2 separate regions of the Homo sapiens genome follow, and region 1 is linked to region 2. A link is a contact called in ENCODE Hi-C or POLR2A ChIA-PET data. All regions are on one chromosome and are shown on one strand. Each heading gives the region's core, a stretch centred on a gene start or an enhancer-like site at or near the end of the contact. The rest is flanking DNA. Distances are from core to core; before and after follow the strand shown. Region 1 overlaps LOC105377043 (a long non-coding RNA gene). Region 2 overlaps CTNNB1 (catenin beta 1).

Region 1 (7,263 bases), core at 2,056-4,555, 450 kb after region 2:
AAAATGTGTGTCCTGTAATTACTGATTTGAAAAAATAGAAGGGACAACTTTCCTCTACAGTAACCGTTCATTAGCAACACAGTTAATATCGGCTCCATTTTATTCTCCTCATTTGTAAGACTACAGTTTGGCAGCCATGAGATTGGTCAATATTAGAAGTACCACTTGTTAATAGCAGGTACAGGGGGTGGCACATTGTGGGCTCTCACTAGTAGCAGGGTTAGAGATCTGGAAACTCCTACATACCCTAAGATCACAGGATAAGGAATTAGCAGTCCGCATGGCTGCTGTGACAACTAGCAATACTGTATGAAGGCATGTACCACCCTGACACTCAATAAATCAAGGCAATTAGCATTTTTATACCAATCCAGGGCTACTGAGTCCACTGGACTTCAGTTGTGCAGCAGAAACCCTCACTCTCATATCCCCATTCTAGCTGGATGAATTCTAGCCTTTTATTTCAATTTAATTTTTTTTTGAGACAGGGTCTTGTTCTGTTGCCCAGGTTGAAGGGCAGTGGCACGATCTTGGCTCACTGCCTCCTGGGTTCAAGCAATTCTTGTGCCTCAGCCACGCGAGTAGCTGGGATTACAGACAAGCACCACCACGCCAGGCTAATTTTTTTGTATTTTTAGTAGAGACAGGGTTCCACCATGTTGGCCAGGCTGATCTTGAACTCCTGGCCTCATGTGATCCACCTATCTCGGCCTCCCAAAGTGCTGGGATTATAGGTGTGAGCCACTGCACCTGGCCAAATACTAGCCTTTTAGAAGGTTGCATTCTTGTCAGTAACATATGGGAGTGTTTCATCACTAATTCTCGCCAATGAAGGATGAGAAGGGGAAAATTCCAGCAAGGTTGTATTTTGAGGAAGAGCAACACTTGCAGGGCTGCAAATGTGAAGTTCATAGTTAGTATTTTGTGGTGGCTGATTCCATTTCTTCATTTAATTGTAATTGAAAATGTGACAAAGCAACTCTTCGTTGTTGTTGTTGTTGTTTTTGAGATGTAGTCTCACTCTGTCACCCAGGCTGGAGTGCAGTGGCGCGATCTCGGCTCACTGCAAGCTCCGCCTCCTGGCTTCACACCATTCTCCTGCCTCAGCCTCCCGAGTAGCTGGGACTACAGGTGCCCGCCACCACGCCCGGCTAACTTTTTGTATTTTTAATAGAGACGGGGTTTCACCATGTTAGCCAGGATGGTCTCGATTTCCTGACCTCGTGATCCACCTGCCTCAGCCTGGGATTACAGGCGTGAGCCACCGCGCCCAGCATTGTTGTTGTTGTTGCTTAAAGGAAGTGATTTTTGTGGTTTGGTGACCCTGGTACATTTTTCAGAGTGGCCTGGCCACACATTGGTACTGGTTGGTGCCTTTGGTTGGAACAGCCAGTTTCAATGTTGGTATGTGGGATAGCATATTACTGCAGCCCTGGGAGATATAAAGTGTATCTTCAGGGTCTTAGAGGCTAACACTGAGAAGCTGTAAGCTTTTCTTTTTCTTGGCTTTGATAGCAATGACCATTGACCTAACACCAGGAATCCTGTGTCTCCAGTGGAGAGTGAAACCAGGATTAAAGTGGAAAATCTTGGGGGCCCAGGTCACCACATGTACACTCCAGGGGTGCCTGTTGCATTCCTTATCTGTGAATGGAGCCTGCTGGGCTGACCATGGAGGACCTGAGGGAGGGGGCCGAGAGGTCAGACTGGCTGATTGGATGTCTGTGTTCCAGATTCCTGCATCCATGAGTCTGAGACATTCTTGCTCCTCACTGTATTCCATATGGTTGCCCCTCTGCCTTTATGGGGATACTCCTGACATTTATTGTCTCCTGCATGCCAGGCACTGTGTTGAGCTGTTGCACTACTGTTAACTTACTCAGTTCCCACTACAGCCAGCTGAGGTTTGTCTACCTTTCTGTCTATTGAGGGTCTCAGTGGGGTTGTGTATGTACACATGCAGATATATGTGTATGTGTGTGAATATACATACATGAATGTATATTGCGTGTATATGTATACATGAATATTCCAAATTGCAACAACTCTACCTACTTTATTGCCAGAAATTCTCATAACTTTTTCTCCAAAATACAAAGTGCTCACTGCTTTGGCCTGCGGAAGGGCTGGATGGCGGTAGCCTTACTTGAAACTGAGCTCAGCAACTTCTGGCTCCCAACATCCTTGCCAGCCTCTGGCTTCAGTTACTTCAGTGTCTGCCAGGCTGCTGGGGGGAAGGGAGAGTCAGCGATCTGTGGTGCTTTTTAAACCTTCTGGCAGGATCACAGGAATTTGGTTTTTACCAAACCATCCCCTCCCACTGGCACTGAGATCTTACTCCTCAACCCCACATTTACTGCTAAGCTGCCTGCTTCTGAAAGCTCAGGTGGAGACCCTTCTTTATTATCCTGAGGATTTCCCATGGTGAGAAACAGGACACTCATCCCTCTGTATCATCCTTGGTGAGGGGTGCTCCACAACTGACCGCCTGAGCCCCTAGTGTCACAGCTCATACACAGGTTACAACAATTACAGTACACAGTGGTGGCCATTTGGTCTGGCACGTGCCCTTGGGGTGGTGGATCTGGGCATATGCTATATCTGGGACCAGCAGTCCTCTCCAGTGAACCCTCAAGGAATGCGGTTTACTGATACAGATGTCCTAAGCCCTCAGGGAGGCAGCCCTCTCTTGTAACTACTTTCCTATAATTCGATTTACCTTTGAAACTCGATGTCAAGTGAGTGACCAGCATCCCAGTCCCTTTCTCCCAGAGTTTTCATGGCCTCTGGGAAAATTTTTGCAGCAGAAATTTATTAGGAAGGGAGATCTGCCCTCCTCTAGGAGGCATCATTTAGTCCCTAAATACTGAGTGTACTAGAAAAGAATACTGTACTCCACTCACCCACATCTTTTGATTCTTAGGCCTTCAGTCACCAAAATTTAGACTCTCGGTTAGAAAACTTTAGCTCAACGAGGTTAAGTTACTGGCCCAAGATGTTATGACTTATCAAGGGCTTTGCATCAGCCTGCATTGATTCTAGGACCAGCTGTGGCTATAAAGAAAAAGAAACCTCAGATGTGTTTGGAGCTCTTGGTACTATTCAGCTTCCTGCAGAAGCAGGGGAACAAGGATTTGAGGGCAAGTTGTTTATTCAGGAAATGATCTCAGAAAGCACCAGTCAAAAACTAGGGAAGTAAGAGAAGCAGAGAGAACAAGCAGGGTACATAAATAAGCAGGTTATCACGGGAGCAAACAGGGCTTTGAGGAAGCGCTGGAGACTGTAAAGGGTAGATCCTCAAACTCGTGCATGCGTCAGAATCACCTGGAAGGGATATTGAAACTGACTGCTGGGCCCCACCCTCAGAGTTTCTGATGAGTAGGTCTGAAGTGAGTGGGACCTGAAAATCTGAATTTCTTTTAGGTTCCCAGGTGATGCTGATGCTGCTGGCCCTGGGACCATACTTTTGAGAGTAACAGTGAAGCACATGCCTCAGAGTGGTCCTGCCTAGGGGTAAAGAATTGCATATTCATCTGCCACTTCTCATCTCTCATTGGCTGAAGGCTGCTCCTGGGATGGTTAACTCCTTGGTGCCTTGTGTACCCACCATGCATAGCCCTGTAGCCAGAGGAAGCACTCAGGCACCGCTGTAAGGAGCCACAGAGCGTCAGAGAACAGAGAGTGCTGGGGCCACACCACCTGAAGGAATGGTGTATCTCTGTGGCCCCAGGTCATAATATCCTAGTTAGGGAGGCAGAAAGAACACTAAATCATAGTGACAAAAAAAGCACTAGTGTTCCAGCTGCTCTTGCACTCATGGTTGTGTGACTTCAAGCAAATCTCTTACCCATTCTAGGACCCCAGCTAGAAGATTTCCAAGGTCATGCCTGTCTTGAAAATCTCAATTTTCTGTCCACAAAAGCCTTGCAGCCTGACAATTAAATCCAAGTTATCACATTCAGTCACAGCCTGTGAAAACGTTCAGCCCCAACCAGAGTTCTGAGAAAGCAGAGGTTTGAGAAAGCACCAATGTTCACATTTGTTGCCCCTGCCCAGTCTTTCCCTGCAAGGTGCTACTTTGCTCAGGCAAGTGTTGCCCCCAGAGTGCCAAGCAGTGTGCTCCACTGCTCTCAGGCTCCCTAGGGTGGGCATCCTGGGTGGGGCTCTCAGCCCACTGGCCCACAGGCACCAGGCTCACTGCCTTCCTCTAAGTCCTTGGCAGGTGTATCAAACATTAATGAGCCATGTAGTCTCAATCAAGGAGGGCTATAAAACTATGCATTTTCTTTTAATGAGTTATGCAGTTAAAACAATAAGCTGCTTAAGCTCTTCATTTGGGGTAGGATGATGCATTAGGGCAGACTTAATTGTTCTCCTACCTCCCGCCCTTTCCCTGAACAGCCTGGCAATGACCACTGATTGCTGGTTGAACTTTCTGGGCACCTGGTCATAAAAAGTAAACCCAGGCTTTCCCATGGTACTGGAAAGGGCAGCTGGTGTAGAGGAAATCCATGAGGCTCACTCGCAGATAAACTAATGTAGTGGGCATCTGTGGGTTTATCTTCTAAGTAGCCAGATGCCCTTTTGTCAGAAACAGTTCCCAAATTTTCCTTGGAAATCTCACACCTCCCCCTTCTTAATCCCAAAGGTTTGAGACAGTGAGGCCCACCTGATCCCAGCCAAATCAGCATATTTCATAACTCCAGTCCAATGACTAACTCAGAGATGAGCACATGACCTAAGTCATCACATCAGAGTTTATCCTGGGACTTCTACTGAGTCAACCAGGAAAGAGACACTTTGTTTATGCTAAACCTGGAGCTGTAAGGATGAGCATGTGAAGTTTCCAGGAGTCACCATGACAGAGAGCCTGCCTGAGAATGAATGCAATCTGAAAGGCAGCGGAGCCAAGAGCAGGGGAGAGGCAGCTTCTTAGGGACATTTTTCAAGGGCCTTGATCCAATTGTCCCTGATAACTGTGCCTACCCTTAGGCTTTTCAGGGATGTAAGCCAACAAATAACCTTTTTTCCTCAAGACATTCTGTGTCTTGCATCTGGAAGAATTGGGTCTAGCATATTTGTGTTCACGTTATACCCACTCCTGCCACAGCTAACTGCGTAACCTTAGGTAAAATCCTGACTCCCACCCTCCAAGACCTCCACTCCTGCTGTGCCTCTCAGGGGCCTCTTCCAGTGGGGACATTCCACAATTTGAGTCCCAGGGCTATATCACCCTTCAAAGAAACTGCAGAAAATCCCAGGATTAAGATTCTGGATCTGTTAATTCTCTTGGTACAGCCCTTATCTCTGGAAGGGCCATATCATCACCATGCTTGACTCATGAAAACTCAGAGGTGCTTTGGAAAATCTCATAGCAACCTCTTCCATTTTTAAGATTTCCCTTACAACTCCGAGTATAAAATCTCATGCTGCCATAAATACCTTTTATTGCTTGTCTTCAAATCATGGCGTGGAAAGCCATCAGAGTAGCAGGAATTCATTATTTCAGTGAATAATTGGAAGGCCCAGACCTTCACTGAACATCACTGTAAGAGAAGGGCAGGGGACTTGGAGTTTTTCCATGCCCATCCCCCATGTGGTCCACCATCTCTCCTGCTCCCTCAAGTAGCAATATCCTGTCCTCTTTCAAGGTTCACTTGCAGATAGCACCTTTCTGAATCCAATCCATGTTCTCCTGGGCAGGACCAGATGTCTTCTTTGTTGGAGGTCCTCTTCCTCTGTCTCAGGAATCCAGAGAGTGAGTAGGGAGTCCAAGGTCACGAGTACAGCCCTTCAAGGTCATCCTGTGACCTAACCTGCCATCTTTGTGTTTCCTTTGTCCCAAAGTAGACCTGGCCACCTTGGTAGACCTGGCTGTATGTGTGTGGGTGTGTACAAGCACATACACATATGTGTGGTTCTTTTTGCTAAGAGACCTGAGCACAGTGCCTGAAGACCTTCCCACACTATCAGAAGGTTAGGAGAAAGGTATAGGTTGGGGTCATGCTTCTCATAAAAGTGCTATCTGTTTATAAGCATGTGATTGGTTGCCACTTGGATGGGAAGTTACTTCGTTCCTCCTGCCCCATGAAAGTGGCTGAAAGTTCCTTGCCTGACACCTGACCTGCTGCCAAGCTCTCTTGGGTCTCCCAAGTTTTGTGATGACAGGTCCCTGTGCCAGGTCACCCTTGTTAATTCCCTAACATTTCAAACAGAAATGCATCCCAGGTTGTACTTCCTTTCAAAACATGTGTCACCCTAATCATATAGAAAACTGGTGGACACAAGGTTTGATCACATTTTTATATCCAAGCTCTGATTTTAAATCCAAACTAAGGAGACACTAATGTATGGAAACTTGAGGACCCTCAAAATCACTTTTTCCCTTCTTTGTAACTTGACCTTTAGTCTCTTCCAATTTTTTTTCCTCTTAACCTTGAAAGATCTTCTAAGTTCATGTTAACTTAATTTAACATGTTTAATAACTATATGCCGCTTCTGTCTTTTTGGGAGGAAGAAAGCTTGTGAGTGTCCCAAGCTCGTTGTCCTATGTTTAGGGTCTTCTCCACCATTTTATTTCTCACAATAGAAGCCAATAAGCCATGCAGGTAGGGCACAAGCCAGTGGTCAGGGCTTGGTCACCCACACTCTCTAGACTTTCAGTTGGAAGTTGGCCACCCAAAGAAGCAGAAACAGAGGAAAATTTCTTTTGATGATGGTGGGGGTGGTGTGAATGCAGAATTCAGAAGCCAGTGACCCATTCACATTAGCAGGGGCATCCCCCATTACACACCTATTTCTGTGGCACAAAACTGGCTGTGGTTCTGTCAGTGAAGCTACCATCTATCCACATACAACCCCAAGCCTGAGTCTCTAGAGCTCTCAGGGATCCTGTCAGCTACCCAATATTCTTTCAGTGAATTTCTTTTCCTGGTCATATCACTCAGAGTCTATTTCTGTCATATGCAACTAAGAGCCCCGGTCGTGAACCTGCTACTGCTTTCTCTTCCTGCCTCCCTCAACAAAAAACCCCTTCTGTCCATTGCTGGCACAACCCTTCATGATCTGGTCCATCTCCCCTGAGGCAGCACATATATCCTCAGCATCCCCTCTGGGGTCCCACCATACCCAGACGTATCTCACATCACACCAAATTAGGAACACTTACCTGTCTGTTTTGTTGCCAGAAGTATCACCCAAGTCATTGATAGAGAAGAGATGATACCTTCTACCCCATGCCCATCCACAAACTCAACCTGTTCT
Region 2 (6,355 bases), core at 1-2,500:
TTCTACATCATTTGTATTCTGCATGGTACGTACAATAGCAGACACCATCTGAGGAGAACGCATGATAGCGTGTCTGGAAGCTTCCTTTTTAGAAAGCTGATGGACCATAACTGCAGCCTTATTAACCACCACCTGTAATACAGGAATTCAGAAACATCGTTAGTTTTCAAGTACTGGTATTGGGTAGACATTCTGAAACTACTCCCCTTGAGCATTTACTTCAAAGCAGACTAAAAAGCTAGCTATGTCATTGCTTACCTGGTCCTCGTCATTTAGCAGTTTTGTCAGTTCAGGGATTGCACGTGTGGCAAGTTCTGCATCATCTTGATAGTTAATCAAGTTTACAACTGCATGTTTCAGCATCTGTGATGGTTCAGCCAAACGCTGGACATTAGTGGGATGAGCAGCATCAAACTGTGTAGATGGGATCTGCATGCCCTCATCTAATGTCTCAGGGAACATAGCAGCTCGTACCCTCTGAGCTCGAGTCATTGCATACTGTCCATCAATATCTGGAAAAGGTTAATTCAACACTCACTATCCACAGTTCAGCATTTACCTAAGTATTTGCTATCCTAAATGGTAAAAGTGACATTGCTATTACTCTCTTTTCTTCACCACAACATTTTATTTAAACTATTATACACTAACTTTTTAGTTCTCAAAACTGCATTCTGACTTTCAGTAAGGCAATGAAAAATAATACTCTTACCAGCTACTTGTTCTTGAGTGAAGGACTGAGAAAATCCCTGTTCCCACTCATACAGGACTTGGGAGGTATCCACATCCTCTTCCTCAGGATTGCCTTTACCACTCAGAGAAGGAGCTGTGGTAGTGGCACCAGAATGGATTCCAGAGTCCAGGTAAGACTGTTGCTGCCAGTGACTAACAGCCGCTTTTCTGTCTGGTTCCATGGCCATGTCCAACTCCATCAAATCAGCTATAAATACGAAACAGTATTAGCATTAGTAGATTGGAAATGTTACTTTAATTTAAAAAAAAAGAATCTGTGATATGACCCATTGAAATATTTTTAGAAATAAAGTCAAATCTGAAAGACAGCCAAGAAAAGCAGAATGATAGCCAGGGTTAGCTCAGTGATGAAATACCTAATCCCTTAGGGAACCACCTAACAGTTACTCACTGAATCAGTGGAAGAATGGTACTGCATCCAGGCTCCAGAAGCAGTCATCCAGACTAGATTCCTGCTGGTGGCTTGTTTGCTATTTCACCAAGCCATTAGGAGGAGTGAGCAGAAAATGGAGCAAAAGGTAGCCTGACAAGTAAGCAGGGAGAGAGGAAAGCAGGGGGATCTCAGCCAGACTGGCTTAATGGCAACGAAGCAGAGCCCCAATTCAGTAACTAAAGATTTAATGACACAAACCTTGAGTAGCCATTGTCCACGCTGGATTTTCAAAACAGTTGTATGGTATACTTCAAATACCCTAAAAAAAGTTAATCAAAAGTCATTAGGATTTAAATTTAGCTTGATTAATACTCCTAAGTCACTGGGATACCTGTTAAATGTCACTATTACACCCACAAAAAAAACCCATATCCTCTTTTACCAGGTTAGTGAAACGCAGACCTCATGGTCTCCTCCAGACACCTCAACCACAGCTCCATCACTGCTGAACTTCAGTGAAAACTCCTCCTTACCAAAAATGTCTTTTTATTAATAGTATAAATATTAATTATAGATATTCAGGATGGTGATGAAAAAGCACAGAGTTGTAATAATAAAAGCCAGGGAGGGGAAAACACTATTCAAAAATCAGCTGCTCTCTGAATTCCTAAAGGTCTCTCCTTTTTTAACCTTTCACAGAAAAATTCACAGATCCCCTTTGGATAACAGAGGTACAGTGGGATTTTAAAAACTCCACATTTTCTTTAACAAGTTGTTTTCTGATATAGTGCCATCAAAAATTATTTTTCATAAAGCAAATTTTGGTGACTAGAATAGCGAATTTTAGATTTTTTGGTACAAAGAAAAATTACTTTTCAAATGAAAGTTTGCAACACAAAAGCACCTTTATTAGTAAAATTTTTCTAAGTTCAAATTTACAGCAATGATTTATTATAAATACAAATATTACCAATATGGATACATATTTTGATCAATATTTTAAAAATTTATATAAATCTTATCATCTAATTTGTCCGTATTTTGCCTTTATTGTGCAATATTGAAAAAAACTGCATCACACAGGGAACTACTTGCAAATTAGAACAGTTTAAGGGCTCATGGCCTCTAGATATTTCTAATAACACGATTTCCTTTATTACAAAATCTGTCCCAAACAAGTTCATCTTGAACTATAAATTAACATATTGGGTATGTAAAGATATGGAATAAAATATTTAAGTGTGAACTATGTTTTGTTTTTTTTTGAGACAGAGTTTTGGTCTCTTGCCAAACCAGGCTGGAGTGCAGAGGTGCATACTGGGCTCACTGCAACCTCCGCCTCCCAGGTTCAAGTGATTTTCCTATCTCAGATGTGAGCCAACACCTGGCCTTAGTTTCTATCTTTTGACTGTCTTTAAAAGAGTGGCTATGTAACTACTTCACCACCTTTCTGAAAAATTGGTTCCCCACTCCAGCCTCCAATGTATTTCTGCAAAAGGAGACTCCAAACATGTTCTACACTGAGCTTCTCCTTTGGCCAATGTCAACAGACTCAGAAACCAACTGGTCATGTCTATAGGCTATATAGCTATTTCAGAAGTGCTTTGATACATCCGGCTTCCAGGAACATTTTTTTATAGTACTGTTTTTCCTTGTTGTTGATGCAAAGGCAAAACATTTACGCATATTACTGGGTAAACTCTGTGTGGGCTGACCTAGTAACTTGACCGCAATTTATAATGATTTCATTTTTACAATGGAAAAAAGCAAGTTCATGTTCCAAATTTACAATAGCCATTTGTACACTGGGACTTCCCAACATTACATATATATTTTTTAGCTTTTAAAATTTATGCAACATAAATAAAAATTCATCTTGCTCTTCACTGCAACCCTATGAGGTGAAGGAGGGTAAAAACCTATCAGTAGATAGAGAAGTAAAAACAAAGGGTAGAAATGGGGATCTAATTAGGTAACAGCATAGACTCACTCACCTTGTACCTGCTCTGGAGGCAGATCCACATATGCCAAAAAACTGAGCATTAACTGCTAAAGAAATCAAATAGACTGCCAAGCAAGACCTAGGGCAGAACCCTGCTCCGGAAAGGAAAAGGAAAGCCTTCCTCTTTCTTTTTCTGGCCTGAGCCTTTGGACTAAGGGCTGTCTCTCCTCCACCACACCCTGCCAACCATTAAGGGCCCAATTCTAGTGCTCCCAATTAGCCAAAACTTACCAATCACTTCAGGAAAATTTTTTTTTAAAGCAACGAAAAAACTGACTCCATAGAAACTGAGATAAAACTTGAAACTAGGGATAGGGTGGAGAGAGAAACAGAACACTTCAATTTAGTATCTCCATAAATACTGGAGAGAATAAATAAAAACAAAAAGTTGAATAGAAACTAAAATTGAGAAAACTGCCTAGAGTACAAAAAAATGACAAAGACAAAAAATACAACAGAAGAAATCACGATCAATTCAGGAGATCAAAGGTCCAACCAGTAGACATTTCAGAAAGAATTATGAAGAAACAAAAATGATAAAATCCACTAAGTACCAATCAAGAGGGAGGAGTGCTTAAAAATTATGAAGTACAATCATGCACTGCATAAGGACATTTCAGTCAAGATGGACTACATATGCTACAGTGGCCCCACAAGATTTTAATTCTGTATTTTTACTGGATCTTTTCTATGTTTAGGTAAACAAGCCAGGCGAAGTGGCTTGTAATTCTAACACTTTGGGAGGCGGGTGGATTGCTGCAGCACAAGAGTTCCAAGACCAGCCTGGACAACACAGCGAAATTCCATCTCTACAAAAAAATGTTAAAAATTAGCCAGGTGTGGTAGTATGTGCCTGTAGTCCTAGCCACTGGGGAGGCTGAGGCAAAGAGGATCACTTAGGAGTTCAAGGTTATAGTGAGCTATGATCACACCAATGCATCCAGCCTGGGCAACAGAGCAAGACCCTGTCTCTTAAAAGAATTTAAAAAAAAAAAAAAGGATACATAAATACCACTGTTTCAACTGCCTATAGTAACACGCTATACAGCTTTACACCCTAGAAGCAACAGGCTATACTATATAGGCTAGGCATGCAGTACACTATGCCATCTAGGTTTGTATAAGTACTACGCTAAATGTTTCAAGACACAGATTATCATTAAACTACAGACTACATTAGAATGCTGTGTTTTCCAACAGCTTTATCACCACCAAGTGATGTTTTGACAAAGAGGGGGCTAGCCAACTTCTCATGTATTTTCCATCCAGTCTAATGCATCCATGCATCTTTTTTTTGGCAATATGAACATAATACTCTTTCCAACTACAAGGATACTTCAAAATTCACCGTGCTATTTCCGATTTTAACCCTATAAATGTCTCCAGTCAAAGTCAATGGGAGAAATCTTGCCACAACTAATATATAATAGATTTCACACTGAAGTTATTTTTCCTCTTCCCATCAGGACAGAATTATCTTAATTACCTTAGTTTTCAGTAAGTTTGAGTATTATTAACTAGGAGTAAATCTGCTACATAAAAATATAAAGCAGACATATTTTAAAACCACAGTTTTATACTAGCAATTCATAATTCACTTTTCCAATAATCAAGATCCAAAGAATTATTCCCCGTTTTAAAGTTAGAAAGTGCTACTCTATTTCATAAGCATGATAAACTTTTGATACACCTTCAGGGATTTTTAAAAAGTTCTTAGTAAAATTTGTAAATCTAAAAACACATGCATATGCATTTTCATTAACTGTCACCAGTAATACTTTGCCATCTAGAAAATGTATGCAATTTCCTCAAATCTTCCTGTTTTAACACACTTCATGCAACACTAACATTTTAAGTTACAACTCACTCCAGGTTCTTTTCTGCTTTCTTCCTTCACAGCTTTCTTCGGGGAGGGGGGTGGGGTGGGTGGGTGAGGGTGTGGGTGTGGGTGTGGGTGTGTGTGTTCTCAAGGTGTCTTGTCATCCTCGAATAGTCAATAAGCATCAAACATCAAATGACCCTTGGTCCTCCAAACACTAAAATGTATGCCTTTGGTACTGTCTTTAAATAGGTACACAAATGGTTATTAGAAGTATGAAATCTTCTCAGGTAGGAAACAGAAGGTAAATGGAAAAAAAAAAGAAATAGGAAATCTCTTTATGGCTGGGAAAAATTAGTATGTTTCCAGAATGAGCTGTTCTTCATAACTGTCTTCCTTCCTCAGCCATAAATATATGCCTCAAATAAATTAATATTTTTATTTATCATCTCCATCATATGAGTCCACCACACAGTAAATGATGACATTTTGGTATGTTTGGTATATTAAACTCACTGCTATGTATTTTTAAAAATAAAAATATAAAATTCCTTGTGAAGACTATTATAAAATATTATCATCTGGATTGTATCGTATGTCTATACTATAAGCTACCTCCTCCATTCTGAGCTTGTTCTTCCCCATTTTGTCTATTATTCCAACAATGCTGCAATAAACACCTTTGCATATAAATAATTCTCTTAATTTCCCATATCACCAGAAGTTCTAGAAACACTGTTACTGAGTTTAAGGGTAAGAATTTTAAGTCCTTTCATGCATAGCTCCACAATACTGACAGATCATAAACTGAGATAATTTTCACAGAACATATTGAACATGCTGCCATCTTACCAAGGGCTTGTCAGCACCAGCTGTTATCTGACACAACTTTTAATAGATATGTCCACACATCTAACATACATACCATCACCCGCCCATCCTACAGGGTTTTAAATTCCAATAAGTTCATATGCTTATTTATTTGCTACATGTAATGTAGGCTTTTGGCTTGCCAGATTTTTGATGTCATCCTTTTATATTTTTGTGAAGTACATGTATACAGTATACATAAAAAGCCCCTTGATAGTCATTGATATAGCACATATAGGCCAACTGGATGTCTTAGAATATAATTTTACTGTTTAAAATAATTAGATTATGGTAACATCCTTTGCATGTGTGATTTATTGTTAGTCTCACCAATGAGTAACTCCACACAGCATCTTTGATCAGTAACATAATCCTAAAATAAATACTGGTACTTCAGGGGAAAAAAAAGACAATGTTTTTAAACAATCTTTCACTCCATCTCCAAGAACATATTATCACAAAAAGCAGACTGTTTTTCTCCAACTTATATTAACATAAGCAGCCAAAAAGACTGATAATGTTAAAGCACAGCTATCTC

What was found. Hi-C counts contacts between places; a loop is a spot of excess contacts on that map. ChIA-PET counts read pairs that join two places held with the same protein, here RNA polymerase II (POLR2A). Pooled maps may share reads with other maps.
Region 1: a loop to region 2 is called in a map of ascending aorta, with 2.8 times the contacts of the local background. The contact joins two enhancer-like sites. A Hi-C loop is called at or near these places in 1 of 168 maps with a recorded cell type or tissue (ascending aorta) and 2 of 50 pooled maps. POLR2A ChIA-PET finds 5 or more read pairs at or near these places in 1 of 52 experiments (activated CD4-positive, alpha-beta T cell).

The regions. Positions count from the first base shown.
Region 1 is chr3:40,766,258-40,773,520 of GRCh38, reverse strand. It overlaps LOC105377043 (a long non-coding RNA gene), which reads right to left. Exons shown (of 3, transcript XR_007095885.1): 1 at 7,169-7,263. Among named protein-coding and RNA genes, the nearest start is that of ZNF621, 240 kb to the right of the region's middle. RefSeq lists a silencer at 4,837-5,037. Within about 2 kb of position 3,305, at least 7 of the 41 ENCODE cell types and tissues checked have a DNase peak (open chromatin) inside an H3K27ac peak, as active enhancers do; they include ascending aorta, where a contact is called at or near this core.
Region 2 is chr3:41,219,111-41,225,465 of GRCh38, reverse strand. It overlaps CTNNB1 (catenin beta 1), which reads right to left. Exons shown (of 15, transcript NM_001904.4): 2 at 1,385-1,445; 3 at 713-940; 4 at 259-512; 5 at 1-132. The coding sequence starts at 1,397. Among named protein-coding and RNA genes, the nearest start is that of CTNNB1, 23 kb to the right of the region's middle. RefSeq lists an enhancer at 1-1,058. Within about 2 kb of position 1,250, at least 3 of the 41 ENCODE cell types and tissues checked have a DNase peak (open chromatin) inside an H3K27ac peak, as active enhancers do; they include ascending aorta, where a contact is called at or near this core.